2 separate regions of the Homo sapiens genome follow, and region 2 is linked to region 1. Evidence: read pairs that join two places in POLR2A ChIA-PET (ENCODE). Cell type or tissue: HCT116. All regions are shown on one strand. Each heading gives the region's core, and the rest is flanking DNA. Links, peaks and the distances in the headings are about the cores only. Region 1 has its middle 9.4 kb from the start of HTR3E-AS1. Region 2 overlaps EIF4G1 (eukaryotic translation initiation factor 4 gamma 1).

What was found. ChIA-PET counts read pairs that join two places held together with the same protein. Peaks named below come from ENCODE experiments on the same cell type or tissue, not always from the same donor. Only the 100,000 strongest peaks of a DNase experiment are listed, where the experiment ranks them.
Region 2: POLR2A ChIA-PET joins it to region 1 with 5 read pairs; 2 of 35 experiments call an interaction of 5 or more read pairs at or near these places.

The regions. Positions count from the first base shown.
Region 1 is chr3:184,109,323-184,119,786 of GRCh38, forward strand. It overlaps the pseudogene HSP90AA5P. Among named protein-coding and RNA genes, the nearest start is that of HTR3E-AS1, 9.4 kb to the left of the region's middle. In HCT116, for the core only: no CTCF peak of the experiment used is centred there; a DNase peak (open chromatin) is centred at 1,159; H3K4me3 peaks cover 710 bases.
Region 2 is chr3:184,332,675-184,336,892 of GRCh38, forward strand. It overlaps EIF4G1 (eukaryotic translation initiation factor 4 gamma 1), which reads left to right. Exons shown (of 33, transcript NM_198241.3): 33 at 2,053-2,679. The coding sequence ends at 2,234. It also overlaps a transcript of FAM131A not described here. Among named protein-coding and RNA genes, the nearest start is that of FAM131A, 2.8 kb to the right of the region's middle. RefSeq lists an enhancer at 2,010-2,159 and silencers at 3,130-3,559, 3,476-3,676, 3,600-3,669. In HCT116, for the core only: no CTCF peak of the experiment used is centred there; a DNase peak (open chromatin) is centred at 3,207; H3K4me3 peaks cover 1,288 bases; H3K27ac peaks cover 2,329 bases.

The DNA of each region.
Region 1 (10,464 bases), core at 151-2,650:
CCAAAAAAAAAAAAAAAAAAGCTTTTTCTCTGGCTGAATGCATGATTGGTTCTGTAACAAGCTTTGTTTCAGGACATTTAAAAAGTATATATTTGTGTTCTTAGGTGTTCTTTTTTTTAAAAAAAGTATATATTCTCTCTATATGCATCTACTAAATAGAGCTTATTTATTACATTATTCAAATCCTCTATATCATAGCTTATTTTTGTCTGTGTGGTCTGTTAAAGTTCAAAAGTATTTTATCCATGTTCTCTGGGTACTTGTAGTTTTCCTTTTATATGCTTGACAGCTATGTGATTTGATGCATAAAAATGTATGGTTATTATATCTTCTTGAATTGTGCCTGATTTTATCCTCATATATTGTCACTATTTGTTCTGTTCAATGTGTTTTGAACATGATTTCCATTTGTAGGATAGTGTTGCAAATCTTGCTTTTGCCTAGTATATTTTCGCACATCTCTTTCATTAATTCTTGATTCATTTTTGGAAGAGTAATATACATACAAGGTACAAATATCAAAAGGTACAGTATGGTCTGGGCACAGCGTTTCATGCCTGTATAAAAATAAAAATAATAGACCAGCCTGGCCAATATGGTGAAACTCCATCTGTACTAAAAATACAAAAGCTAGCGGGGCATGGTGGCACATACCTGTGGTCCCAGCTACTTGGGAGGCTGAGGCAGGAGAATCACTTGAACCCAGGAGGCAGAGGTTGCAGTGAGCCAAGATTGTGCCACTGCACTCCAGCCTGGGCAATAGAGGGAGACTCCGTCTCAAAAATAAATAAATAAACAAAAATTTTAAAAAAATTAAAATTAAAAAATAAATAAAATAAAATAAAATAAAATAAAAACGATAACAGCCCTTTCCCAAAACAAACCTCCTTCTTGCCTGGGGACTAGACTGCCTTTATAGGACTAACGAACTAGCCACAAGATTAGAAATTATGGTTTAGGAGTCATGCAGGTGGAGGCTACAAAATTCTGACCCTCCCTAAACTGCTCCTAAGATCAGTGCTTAAGGTATTTTGCAGACCCTGCACTTAATGAATCAGCTGGCCACCAAGATCGATAAACTGACTCATCTGATCTTGTGGCCCCGACCCAGGAACTGACTCAGCACAAGAGGACAGCTTCAACTTCACATGATTTCATCTCTGATCTGACCAATCGGCACTCCTGGCTCACTGGCTTCCCCCAACCCACCAAGTTGTCCTTAAAAACTCTGATCCCCGAATGCTCAGGGAGGCTGATAAAATTCCAGTGTCCCGCACAGCAGGCTCTGCATGAATTACTCTTCCTCTATTGCAATTTCCCTGTCTTGATGAGTTGGCTCTGTCTAGGCAGCAGGCAAGGTGACCCCATTGGCGATTACAGACGCTTGAATTTCACTAGGTTATGTCAAATGTGTGTTTTCACTAATCCTTTCTGTGTCTCAGTGACCTTTTTCAATGTGAATATTTAAATCTTTCTTCTGTTTGGGGAATTTTTTCTAGGATATAAGTAACACTCTACTTACTCTCTTCCATCTGTTCTTTTTCTGTTCAGGCATTTCTTTTTTTTTTTCTTTTTTTTTTTTTTTTGAGATGGAGTCTCGCTCTGTCACCAGGCTGGAGTACAATGGCGTGATCTCAGCTCACTGCAACCTCCACCTCCTCGGTTCAAGCGATTCTCCTGCCTCAGCCTCCCAAGTAGCTGGGACTACAGGCGCACGCCACCATGCCCGTCTAATTTTTGTATTTTTAGTAGAGATGGGGTTTCACCATGTTGGCCAGGATGGTCTTGATCTCTTGACCTCGTGATCTACCCGCCTCGGCCTCCCAAAGTGCTGGGATTACAGACATGAGCCACCGTACCCAGCGCTGTTCAGGCATTTGTGCTATTCACAAGTTAGGTCCTATGGATCTGTTTTCTAAACTGTCTTTTTCTCTTCCAGCTTCCATTTTTTGTGGCTTGGCTTTGTGTTGTGACCAATCTTTCAGACAACAATTCAGTTTTCAGGAGTGACCATTTCTATTCTCAGCTCATCTACTGAATGTTTTAATTAAAAATAATTTTTAATTTCATAAAGTCTTTTTTTATTTTTTTGAGACGGAATCTTGTTCTGTTGCCCAGGCTGGAGTGCAGTGGCACGATCTTGGCTCACTGCAACCTCCACCTCCCGGGTTCAAATGATTCTCCTGCCTCAGCCTCCCAAGTAGCTGGGATTACAGGTGCATGCCACCGTACCCGGCTAATTTTGTATTTTTAGTAGAGATGGGGTTTCACCATGTTGGCCAAGCTGGTCTTGAACTGCTGACCTCAGGTGATCCACCCACCTCGGTTTCCCAAAGTGCTGGGATTACAGGCATGAGCCACCATGCCCAGCCTCATGAAGTCTTTTAAGTGTTCTAATCACATGTCCTAGAAATTATCTTCTCTCCTTTCTTAATCCTACTTCAGAAGGAGCCCTTGTCCTCAATATTCATATTGGTCATTGACATGGTTTATTTATTTTATTTTATTTTATTTTATTTTATTTTATTTTATTTATTGAGATGCAGTCTTGCTCTGTCTCTCAGGCTGGAGTGTAGTGGCATGATCTCGGCTCACTGCAACCCAGTGAGGTTCAAAAAATTCCAAAGATTCTCCCAGGTTCAAAAGATTCTCCTGCCTCAGCCAACCAAGTAGCTGGGATTACAGGCGCCTGCCAACGTGCTTGGCTAATTTTTGTATTTTTAGTAGAGAAGGGGTTTCACCATGTTAGCCAGGCTGGTCTCGAACTCTTGACCTCTCAGGTGATCCGCCCATCTCAACCTCCCTAAGTGCTGGGATTACAGGTGTGAGCTACTGTGCCCGGCCTGACATGGTTAATTTTAAATGTCAATTTGGCTAGACTGTGGCGCCCAGTCGTCTGGTCAAACACTGGTTTAGATGTTGCTGTGAAGGTATTTTGTATATGTGATTGACAATCAGTAGGCTTTTTTTTTTTTTCCTTTTGAGACAGAGTATCTGTTGCCCAGGCTGGAGTGCAGTGGTGCGATCTCAGTTCACTGCAACCTCCGCCTCCTGGGTTCGAGCGATTCTCGTGCCTCAGCCTCCCAAGTAGCTGGGATTACAGGCATGTGCCACCACACCTGGCTAATTTTGCATTTTTTTAGTAGAGACGGGGATTCACCATGTTGGCCAGGCTGGTCTCGAACTTTAGCCTCCAGTGATCCACCCGCCTCGGGATCCCAAAATGCTGGGATTACAGGTGTGAGCCACTGCGCCTGGCCCCGTTGTTTTCGTTGCCTGCTCGTAATTTTGTGTCCTCTCAGTACCTGTATAGGTCACACTGTAAGGTTCTTTCGAAGAAGAGCAAACCAACTTAACTGTGGCGGCCTGGGCCAGGCTGCTTATATGAACCAGTGATGAAACACTGTCATTCTGCTGAAGCACATGGAGGGCATGCCTCAATTCCCAGGTCAATCCAGGAACAAGTAGCAATCCTCTCCCATGTGCAGAGAATGGAAATAATTGAACGTATTCATTCAATTTCCCCTGCCTTCCAACATGAACCAGTCAGGCTGTCCAATGACCACAGCAGCAAACAGTTAGAGGCAGCTCTTCCCCAAGTTCACAGGTTTCTATTTGAAGTCTATCTGCTGGACTCCTTCGGAGGACTGTAAAGCTCTGATCTTTACACAAGCCTCAAAGAGAGACAAGCTTTTTCCTCAATACTGGTCCATATCATTCAATTGGAACCCAAAGAGAGGAAACAAAGGCACAGACCTGACCATCATTCTTCTTTCCACTCTCTTACCTCTTTTCACTCCTTTATTTTCCCCAAACCCCCTACAATGTCAGGGGTGAGATTTTCCCCTGCATCATATCATCATTCTTCCTGACTCTAGTTTCTTGACTAAATGGTAGACAAAGTTGTCTTCTAGATTATGGGGAAAGCTCATAATTTGACCAACTAGGTCAAATTATGCTTGGTATGCTTAAGAGAGATCTAAAAGTATATAGAAATTCCTTTCACTCTCAAACTATTACCTTGCTGAATAATCACAGTTTTAATATGAGCCATTAAATGTTACCTTTTTCAAAACATGGGTTTTTTCATTTTTCATAAATTACAAGTTTATAGAGAGAGAGAAGGAATCTCTCAATTAAAAAAATTAAGGTGCATAACTTCACACTAGTCATGATAAAATGTTAAATAAACTTAAGTTGATTCTAATAATTTGAAACAGCTTCCCATAGGCATTGACAGCTTCACTGGTAAATTTTATCAAATACTTAAAGAAGAATTAATACCAATTCTACACGGTCTCTTTCAGAAATTAAAAGAAGAGGAAACATTTTGCAACTCATTCTATGAGGCCAGTATTATTATCCAGATACTGAAACCAGACAAAGATGTTATATTTAAAAACAAAAAAACTACAGACCAATATCTCATATGAATATAGACGTAAAAATCCTCAACAAAATACTAGCAAACAGACCGGGCACAGTGGCTCAAGCCTATAATCCCAGCACACTGGGAGACCAGGGCCGGTGGATCACCTGAGGTCAGGAGTTCGAGACCAGCCTGGCCAACATGGCAAAACCCCATTTCTATTAATACAAAAAAAATTAGCCAGGCATGGTGGCGTGCACCTGTAATCCCAGCTACTTGGGAGGCTGAGGCAGGAGAAATACTTGAACCCAGGAGACAGACGTTACAGTGAGCTGAGATTGCACCACTGCACTCCAGCCTGGACAACAGAGTGAGACTGTCTCAAAAAAAAAAAAAAAAATACTAGCAAACTGAATCCAGCAACATATAAAAAGGATTATATGCAATGAACAAGTGGAACTCATCCCAAGAATACAAGATTGGTATAATATCAGAAAATCAATTAATGTAATACACTATATTAAGAGAACAAAACCCACATGATCATTTTAATAGCTGCAGAAAAAGCATTTGACAAAATCCAAAACCTTTTATGATTAAAAAATAACACTCAACAAACTAAAAATAAAAATAACTTCCTCAATCTGTTAAAGGGCATCTATGAAAAATCTACAGCTAACATCATACCAAATGGCAAAAAATTGAATCTTTTCCCCCTAAAAGTGGGAACAACACAAGAATATTTATTCTCTCCACCTCTATACAACATTGTACTTAACATTATTCAGGGCAGGCCGGGTGCGGTGGCTCATGTCTCCCAGAACTTTGGGAGGCCAAGGTGGGTGGATCACTTGAAGTTAGGAAGTGGAGAACAGCCTGGCCAACATGGTGAAACCCCATCTCTACTAAAAATACAAAAATTAGCCAAGCATGGTGATGGGCACCTGTAATCCCAGCTATTTGGGAGACTGAGGCGGAAGAATCGCTTTAACACAGAAAGTGGAGGTTGCGGTGAGCCAAGATCTCACCACTGCACTCCAGCCTGGGCGACAGAGCGAACAGTCTAAAAGAAAAAAAGAAAAATAAATAAAAAGGCATCCAGATTGAAAGGAAAAAGTAAAGCAATCTCTGTTTGCAGATGATATGATCCTGTAAATAGAAAATCCCAAGGAATTCACTAACAATCTACCAGAACTAATAAATGAGTTCAGCAAGGTTACAGGACACAAGATCAACATACCAAAAGTATTGTATTTATATATACTAGCAATAAACATTCTGAAAATAAAATTAAGAATCATTTTTAAAAAAATAAGGCATTTAGGGATAAACTTCACAAAAGAAGTGCAACACTTGTATACTGAAAACTAAAAAACACTGTTGAAAAAAATTAAAGAAGATCTAAATAAATGGAAAGATAAGATATACCATGTTTAAGATTTGGAAAGCTTAAATCCTCTGAAGATGCCATTACTCCCCAAATTGATCTACAGATTCAATGCAATCTGTATCAGAATCTTGGCTGTCTTTTTTTTTTTTTTTTTTTTTTTTGCAGAAATTGACAAGCTGATTCTAAAATTCGTATAGAAATTCAAGAGGCCTGCATGCTTTAGCATCCTGGTGCTGCTATACTGCAGAGCCCTGTGGTCCCTTAGCCAAGCTGCCTGAGGAAACCCAGACCCAAAACCAACCGATGGAGGAAGAAGAGGTTGAGATGTTTGCCTTTCAAGCAGAAACTGTCCAGTTGATGTCACTGATCATCAATACTTTCTACTTGAACAAAGAAACCTTTCTGAGAGAGCTCATTTCAGCATTTTTTTTTTTAGCTTTTTATTTTTATTTTGGACACAGCATCTCACTCTGTCACCCAGTCTGAAATGCAGTGGGGTGATCTCGGCTCACTGCAGCCTCCACCTCCCGGGCTTAAGTGATTCTCATGCGTCAGCCCCTGACAAGCTGGGACCATCGGCATGTCCGTCATGCCTGGCTAACTTTTTGTATTTTGGGTAGCGATGGGGTTTCACCATATTGCCCAGGTGGGTTTCACCATATTACCCAGGCTGCTCTTGAACTCCTGACCTCAAGCGATCCACCCACCTTGGCCTGCCAAAGTGCTGGGATTACAGGAGTGAGCCACAGTGCCTGGCTCAAGAGAGCTCATTTCAAATTCATCAGATGCTTTGGACAAAACCTGATATGAAACCTTGACGGATCCCAGTAAATTAGACGCTGGGAAAGAGCTCCACGTTAATCTTATGCCAAGCACACAAGATCAAACCCTTACTATTATGGATACTGAAACTGGAATGACCAAGGCTGACTTGATCAATAACCTTGGTACTGTCGCCAGTCTGGGACCAAAGCATTCATGGAAGTTTTCCAGGCTGGTGCAGAATCTCTATGATTGGCAAGTTCGGTGCTGGTTTTTATTCTGCTTATTTGGTTGCTGAGAAAGTAACTGTGATCACCAAACATAAACATGAGCAGCATGCTCGGGAGTCCTCCTCAGGGGGATCACTCACAGTTAGGACTGACACAGTGAACCTATGGGGCATGGAGCAAAGGGCACCCTGCACTTGAAAGAAGACCTGAGTATTTGGAGGAAAGAAGAATAAAAGAGATTGTGAAGAAGCATTCTCAGTTTATTGGCTATCCCATTACTCTTTTTGTGGAGAAGAAACGTAATAAACAAGTCAGTGATGCTGAGGCTGAAAAAAAGGAAGATAAGAGGAAGAAAAAGAAAGAGTCCAATGACAAACCTGAAATTGAAGATGTTGGTTCTGATGAAGAAGAAGAAAAGAAGGATGCTGACAAGAAGAAGAAGAAAAGTAAGGAAAAGTACATTGATCAAGAACTCAACAAAACAAAGCCTATCTGGACCAGAAATCCTGACGCTATTACTAACGAGGAGTATGGAGAGTTCCATCAGAGCTTGACCAATAACTGGGAAGATCACTTGGCAGTGAAGCACTTTTCAGTTGAAGGGCAGTTGGAAGAGTTGAAGGACAGTCGAAGAGTTTAGAAGAGCTCTTTTTGTTTCAAGATGTGCTCCTTTTGACCTATTTGAAAACAGAAAGAAAAAGAACAACATTCAGTTGTATGTACACAGAGTTTTCATCATGGGTAACTGTGAGGAGCTAATCCCTGAATACCTGAACTTCATTAGAGGGGTGATGGACTCAGAGGATCTCCCTCTAAATATTTTTTCTGAGATGTTGCAACAAAGCAAAATTTTGAAAGTTATTAGGAAGAATTTGGTCAAAACATACTTAGAACTCTTTGCTGAACTGGCAGAGGATAAAAAGAACTACAAAAAGTTCCACGAGAAGTTATCTGAAAACATAAATCTTTGAATATATAGACTCTCAAAATCAGAAGAAGCTTTCAGAGCTGTTGAAATAGTGCACATCTGCCTCTCGTGATGAGATGGTTTATCTCATTGTGTTTTCCAGAATGAAGGCAAACCAGAAACATATCTATTACATTACAGGTGAGACCAAGGACCAAGTAGCTAACTCAGCCTTTGTGGAATGTCTTCAGAAGCATGGCTTAGAAGTGATCTATATGATCGAGTTGATTGATAAGTACTGTGTCCAGCAGCTGAAGGAACTTGAGAGTAAGACTGTAGTGTCAGTTGCCAAAGAGGGTTTGGAACTTCCAGAAGATGAAGAAGAAAAAAAGAAACAGGAAGAGAAAAAAACAAAGTTTGAGAACCTCTGCAAAATCATGAAAGACATGTTGGAGAAAAAAGTCAAAAAGGTGGTTGTGTCAAACTGGTGACATCCCCATGCTGTATTGTCACAAGCACATATGGCTGGACAGCAAACATGGAAAGAATCATGAAAGCTCAAGCCCGGTAAGACAACTCAACAATGGGCTACGTGGCAGCAAAGAAACACCTGGAGATAAACCCTGACCATTCATGATTGAAACCTTAAGGCAAAAGGCAGAGGCTGATAAGAACAACAAGTCAGTGAAGGATCTGGTCATCTTGCTTTACTAAACTGCACTCCCATCTCCTGGCTTCAGTATGGAAGACCCTCAGAGACATACTAACAAGATCTATAGGATGATCAAACTTGGTCTGGGTGTTGATGAATATGATCCTACTGCTAATGATATCAATGCCGCTATAACTAAAGAAATGCCGCCCCTCAGAGGAGGTGATGACACATCACGCATGGAAGAAGTAGGCGGCTCTGGCTGAGGAATGACTTGTACATGTGTTCAATACTCTATCTTCATTCTCTCTGATAATATATTTTCAGGATTATTTTAGTTATTTTTGTTAACATTTAAAAAGTCTGTATGGGGGCCGGGCGTGGTGGCTCACACCTGTAATCCCAGCACTTTGGGAGGCTGAGGCAGGTGGATCACCTGAGGTCAGGAGTTCGAGACCAGCCTGGCCAACATGGCGAAACCCAATCTCTACTAAAAAAAAACAAAATATTAGCCGGGTGTGGTGGTGTGCACCTGTAATCCCAGCTACTCAGGAGGCTGAGGCAGGAGAATCATGTGAACCCAGGAGGCGGAGGTTGCTGTGAGCTGAGATCACGCCATTGCACTCCAGCCCGGGAGAAAGTGGGAGACTCTGCCTTCAAAAAAAAAAAAAAAAAAGTCTGCATGGCATGACAATAACTATTTCAGGGGGAAGGTAAGGTTTCTTTCTACTTCTAAGTGATTTTGTGATACTTCTAAGTGATTTTGTGATACTTCAGGCACTAAAACAGAGCTAGCAATGCTTTTCTAGTTTCACATTGGCTTATTTTAACAGATTGGGGTAATGTGTGTTGTAAGATGTATGTAGGCTGGGTGCGGTGGCTCACGCCTGTAATCCCAGCACTTTGGGAGGACGAGGCGGGTGGATCACCTGAGGTCAGGAGTTCAAGACCAGCCTGGCCAACATGACAAAACCTCGTCTCTACTAAAAATACAAAAATTAGTTGGGTGCTATGGCAGGTGCCTGTAATCCCAGGTACTCGGGAGGCTGAGGCAGGGGAATTGCTTGAACCCAGGAAGTGGAGGTTGCAGTGAGCCAAGATCACGCCACTGTACTCTAGCCTGGGCAACAGAGAGAGACTCCACCTCAAAAAAAAAAAAAAAGAAAGAAAGAAAGAAAGAAAAGAAAAAAAAAAGATGTATGTAACCTAACATTAACTTTGTGATCTAAACTGTTTAAGCTATCAAGCCAGATTCCTTAGTAGGCCAAATCTTTGTCACTGAAGTTTTCTGAGAAATACCTTGATGTTTAGAGGAAAAGTATTTGTTGCATCTTCTAGGATCTACTTTTTAAACTTTTCATCCTGTAGTTGCCAATTCTGCATGTAATTGTCCTCTGGAAATATGTTAAACTGAAGCAACTTGATGGAAGGAACTCTCCACAGGACTTGTTTTCCAAAGGAAAATATTGTTTGCAGGAGCAAAATTATAAGCCTACCTAGGCATATTGTAAAGCTGTTCAGAAATAACCCAGAGCGAGGCTTGTGAATGGAACTGTAGTACCCAAGTCACATTCTGCTTAAAAAGGTTGTAACAAATACAGATGAGTTTAAAAGAAAAAAAAAAAAAAGGCAGAAATGCAACAGGCCCAGAATAATCAAAACAATCCTGGAGCAGAACACAGTTGGTAGACTCACACTTCCTCATTTCAAAACGTACTGCAGGCCAGGCGCGGTGGTTCATACCTGTAATCCCAGCACTTTGGGAGACCGAGGCGAGGGGATCGCCTGAGGTCAGGAGTTTGAGACCAGCCCGGCCAAAGTAGCAAAACCCCATCTCTACTAAAAATACAAAAATTAGCTGGACATGGTGGCGTGTGCCTGTAATCCCAGCTACTCGGGAGGCTGAGGAAGGAGAATCGCTTGAACCCAGGAGGTGGAGGTTGCAGTGAGCCGAGATCGTGGCACTGTACTTCAGCCTGAGAGACAGAGCAAGACTCCATCTTAAAAAAAAAAACTTACTACAAAGATATTGTAATCAAGATAGTGTGATACTGGCATAAGGAAAGACATATAGGTCAACGAAATTCGAATGGAGAGTTCATAAATAAACCCTAACATTTACGGTCAATTTATTTTCTACAAAGGGAACAAAAT
Region 2 (4,218 bases), core at 1,658-4,157, 220 kb after region 1:
TAATTCACTCCACAACAACTGGGAAGGGGAGGGGGAGAATGTTTGAAGCGAAGGCACTATGTGTGTTCTTTCTACCTATGGTAGGAAGAACTTGACACAGGGAAAAGAACTATTAAAGAAAGGCCAGTGTGGGAGAGCACAGCAACCAGTCCTAAGTGAGGCAAGATGGGGCCGAAGAGAGGGATGTGGGCCTGACCACACAGGGCCGGGTGTAAGCCATGGCCAGAGTCTGGGGCTTTAGCCTGGGGGCAAGAAAACGCCTTTGTGGGATTTTAAGCAAGGAATAAAGGAATTTGATTTTAGTTTTTAGATCATCTTGGCAATAGAGGGAAGAGTGGTTTGGAATGGGGTGAGAGTGGATGTGGCAGTGTTAGCACCAGTGGCTCAGCCTTGCTGGTGATGGTGGAGAGGAGTAGGCAGATCAAGAGATACTTAGGAAATGGAGTTGGCAGCTTTTGGTTACACTGGTCTGGGGAGGGGGCCGTGAGAGATTAGAAGTCATGGATGACTCCCAGGATGGTTTTTAAATCACAGTGGGCTTAGAGGCCATAGTGTGATGTCATTTGCTGGGGTAGGCAACGGTGGATCAAGTTGAGTTGTGGTCCTTGAGTAAGGGAATCGAGATGTCAGCTCAATAGCTGGGGTATCTGGGTCCTTTTGGAAAAGAAGAGATCAGGGCAGGAGGCAGCTTTGTGAAATGCCGGCACAGGGTAACTCATGTGCAAGTCATAAGAGGATACGGGCTTGCCTGAGGGAGAGTGATAAGGGCCTGAGATACAGCCCCAAGGAGGTAGAGCGGACATACTGGTAGGGACCAAAGGAGGACAGGCCCCTCTGAACCAAGGACAGAGAAATTTGAGGAGAGGGATGTGGTTGATAATGCCAGATGCTGCTGTGAGCGTTTGTAGGAGTGGGCCTGAAAATGCAGGATGTTTGGAATATAAAAACATAGAGGCCACCCTGGCAAAAACAGTATTTAGTGGGGCAGGGGACAGATTCTGGATTGGAAAGGACTGAGAAATACTTAAGTGAGACAGAAAGAAGGGAAAACATCAAGTGTAGACAAAATATTTTATTAGCTGTAAGATAGTGGTTGAAAACAGGGCTTTTTGTTTTTAGGTTAGAGAAACTTGGGCTTGAAAATACAGGGCAGAGTGCATAATCGATTGGATGGGGTCCCTGGGTGGGTATGTGTGGGATTTGGAGTGTAGGTACGGGTTAAGTGAAGGTTCTGCCCTGCTATGGCCCATTGCTATGGGGTGGGGGTAGCAGGTGACTGTGCCCCTAGGCAGTTTGTGACTTTGAGGCTGGGCATGCCCTGCAGAACATCCTGGCTGGCAGCATCTCATAGATGGCTTAGAAGTGTAAGGTTTGGTTTGGAAAGACTGGTGGTGCCTTGTGGGCACTGGGGTCGGTTGTGTTTCAGGGGTTATAGGACACGTTGCTTGGGAAGGCTACCCAGCAGCTAGGGGTTGAGGAGAAAGAGGGCCCGAACAGGTGATGCTTGAGTTGAGTCCTGAAGGAACAAGACACGAGGAAGTTTCCGGCAAAGGATATAGCATCCACAAAAGTGTCAAGGCCAGAGAAGGTGTGTATGTACAGGAAATGTGTGGGGAAGGAAGGGAAATTGAGATCAGGAGTTGTCAGGATCTGTTTGGGGGGCAGTGAATGTTCAGGTTACATGTAGGATATATATAGGACTTTATGTATGATATATATAGGACTTTTAGCGATTTCCTGAATTCAGGAGTACCAATTCTGAATATAGTTTTCTCCATTAAATACATCATGGGCAGAGAGGTTTCAGGCTGCCAAGGTGAGGCCAAGCAAGTTTGTAAGGTTTTTCTGATGGCCAAGTGACTCATTGCTGTGCAGCAGTCTCAGATCATGAGATTAGCATCCTGTCAGAGGCCTAGTCACTCTGGAATGGCCACAAATGTCAGGCTGGTGCATCAGGGCCTTGTTTGAACAGTGGAACTTGGGAGGGTTCCCTGGGGTGGGCTGGGGTGGCGGTGGCCAGTCACCTCTAACTGCTGTCCCGCCTGCTTGCAGACCTGCTGCGGATGTTCTTTGACGCACTGTATGACGAGGACGTGGTGAAGGAGGATGCCTTCTACAGTTGGGAGAGTAGCAAGGACCCCGCTGAGCAGCAGGGCAAGGGTGTGGCCCTTAAATCTGTCACAGCCTTCTTCAAGTGGCTCCGTGAAGCAGAGGAGGAGTCTGACCACAACTGAGGGCTGGTGGGGCCGGGGACCTGGAGCCCCATGGACACACAGATGGCCCGGCTAGCCGCCTGGACTGCAGGGGGGCGGCAGCAGCGGCGGTGGCAGTGGGTGCCTGTAGTGTGATGTGTCTGAACTAATAAAGTGGCTGAAGAGGCAGGATGGCTTGGGGCTGCCTGGGCCCCCCTCCAGGATGCCGCCAGGTGTCCCTCTCCTCCCCCTGGGGCACAGAGATATATTATATATAAAGTCTTGAAATTTGGTGTGTCTTGGGGTGGGGAGGGGCACCAACGCCTGCCCCTGGGGTCCTTTTTTTTATTTTCTGAAAATCACTCTCGGGACTGCCGTCCTCGCTGCTGGGGGCATATGCCCCAGCCCCTGTACCACCCCTGCTGTTGCCTGGGCAGGGGGAAGGGGGGGCACGGTGCCTGTAATTATTAAACATGAATTCAATTAAGCTCACTGCCTTTCTGCTTTATGCCCTGCTCCCTCTAGAGAAGGTGTTTATAGGTGGGGATCCTTCCCAGAGCTGGTACTGTAGCGCTGTTCCCTGTAACCTGGCACCCCTCCTGCCTCTTCCCCTGTCCATGATTGCAGGGATCTGAGGTTTCCTGGAAGGTTGGGCCCTCAGATGGGCTTGATAGGTGCCTTCCTGGTCCGGAGAAAAGGGAGATTAGTGATAGGACATCCTTGCTAGGCTCTGCTCTCCTACCAGAATGATTCAAGCCCCTGTGTGGGGAAGGCTTTTGGGTTTCGGGTTGTTTATAGCTGGAGAATCCCTTTATGGCTTGAAGGTGTCATCTGTAAAATGAAGGGGCTGGATGCATGAAGGGAGGTTTTGCGACCCCGTGTAGTGTGACTGGGCTGGCTTAGTGAGTGTTCGCCGCCCCTGCCTTCAGGTGGCAGTCGGCTCTGGGAGGAGAGGACCGGCATTTTCGAACCCGGTCCAGGCCGCCTCTGCGTGGCTGTGACGTCGCTGCGCCCCGCCTACTTTGGGTGGTGACGCGGCGGTCACGCCCCCGCGCTTACGTCACCGGCCCGGTTCCCTCTCCGGGGAGCGGCGGCGGACGCGCGGCTCCCACCCCTCCCCTCTCACGGGCTCTCCCCTCCCCAGTGTGGCCGCGACCCTACCCTCTGCAAGGCGATGGCCCGCGCCCCGAGCGCAGGCTAGCGTGCCTGGGTGCCCGGCCATGGGCTGTATCGGCTCTCGGAGCCCGGCGGGTCAGGGTAAGAGGCGGAGGCCGGGTACGGGTTGGGGAGTCGGGCTGCGGCCGCCGGTGCGCGGGCCGCGGGTGGGTGGGGGCCTTGAGGAGGGGGCCGGTGTCGGGAGAGGGAGGAGCCTGCACCGGGAGGCGGGCCAGGCAACAGGAGGGAGCGGGAATGAGCAGGGAAGGGGCCAGACCGACTCCGGTTCGCTCCCACGGCCTGCCTGCCTTGGGGTTTTGCAGGGCAGACGCATGGTCTCGCCGCTGGCTGCCGTGTGCCCACTGCTCAGGGTGGCCGGAGACGCACAGCCCCGGGAGGGGCTGGGCAGCCCGATGCCCCCACCACTCCAGCCCTCGGCGACTGGCCTTGCGCGCCCACACACACACTCCCCTCCGCCTACACCTCTGCCTTCACAGTCCTGGGAGTGGCCCTGTGCTGGGAACCTGCTTCTCCCAGCCGTGTCCCCATCTTCTTAAAGAGGTAGCCTTTCGGTCCTGGCTAAGCACCCTACCACAGAATTTTTGTCGGACATTGACTCCCCTCTTCAGTCAGTCGGCGAAGGGGGACTGAGGTCCCGTTTGGGGCACCTGTGAACACTGAATCACCTCTCACCTATTACAGTTGTTTTAATGTCCTGCCCCCACTCAGCAAAAACAAATCACTCTACTCTGTGGAGGGAAAGAGGAACCCAGAGGCAGGCCATCAGGGCTTCCTTCCCACAGTGCTGACCCCTGCCTGGGCCTCGGTTTCCGTGGGTGGCCATGCACACCGGGCCTGGCCGTAGTCCTGT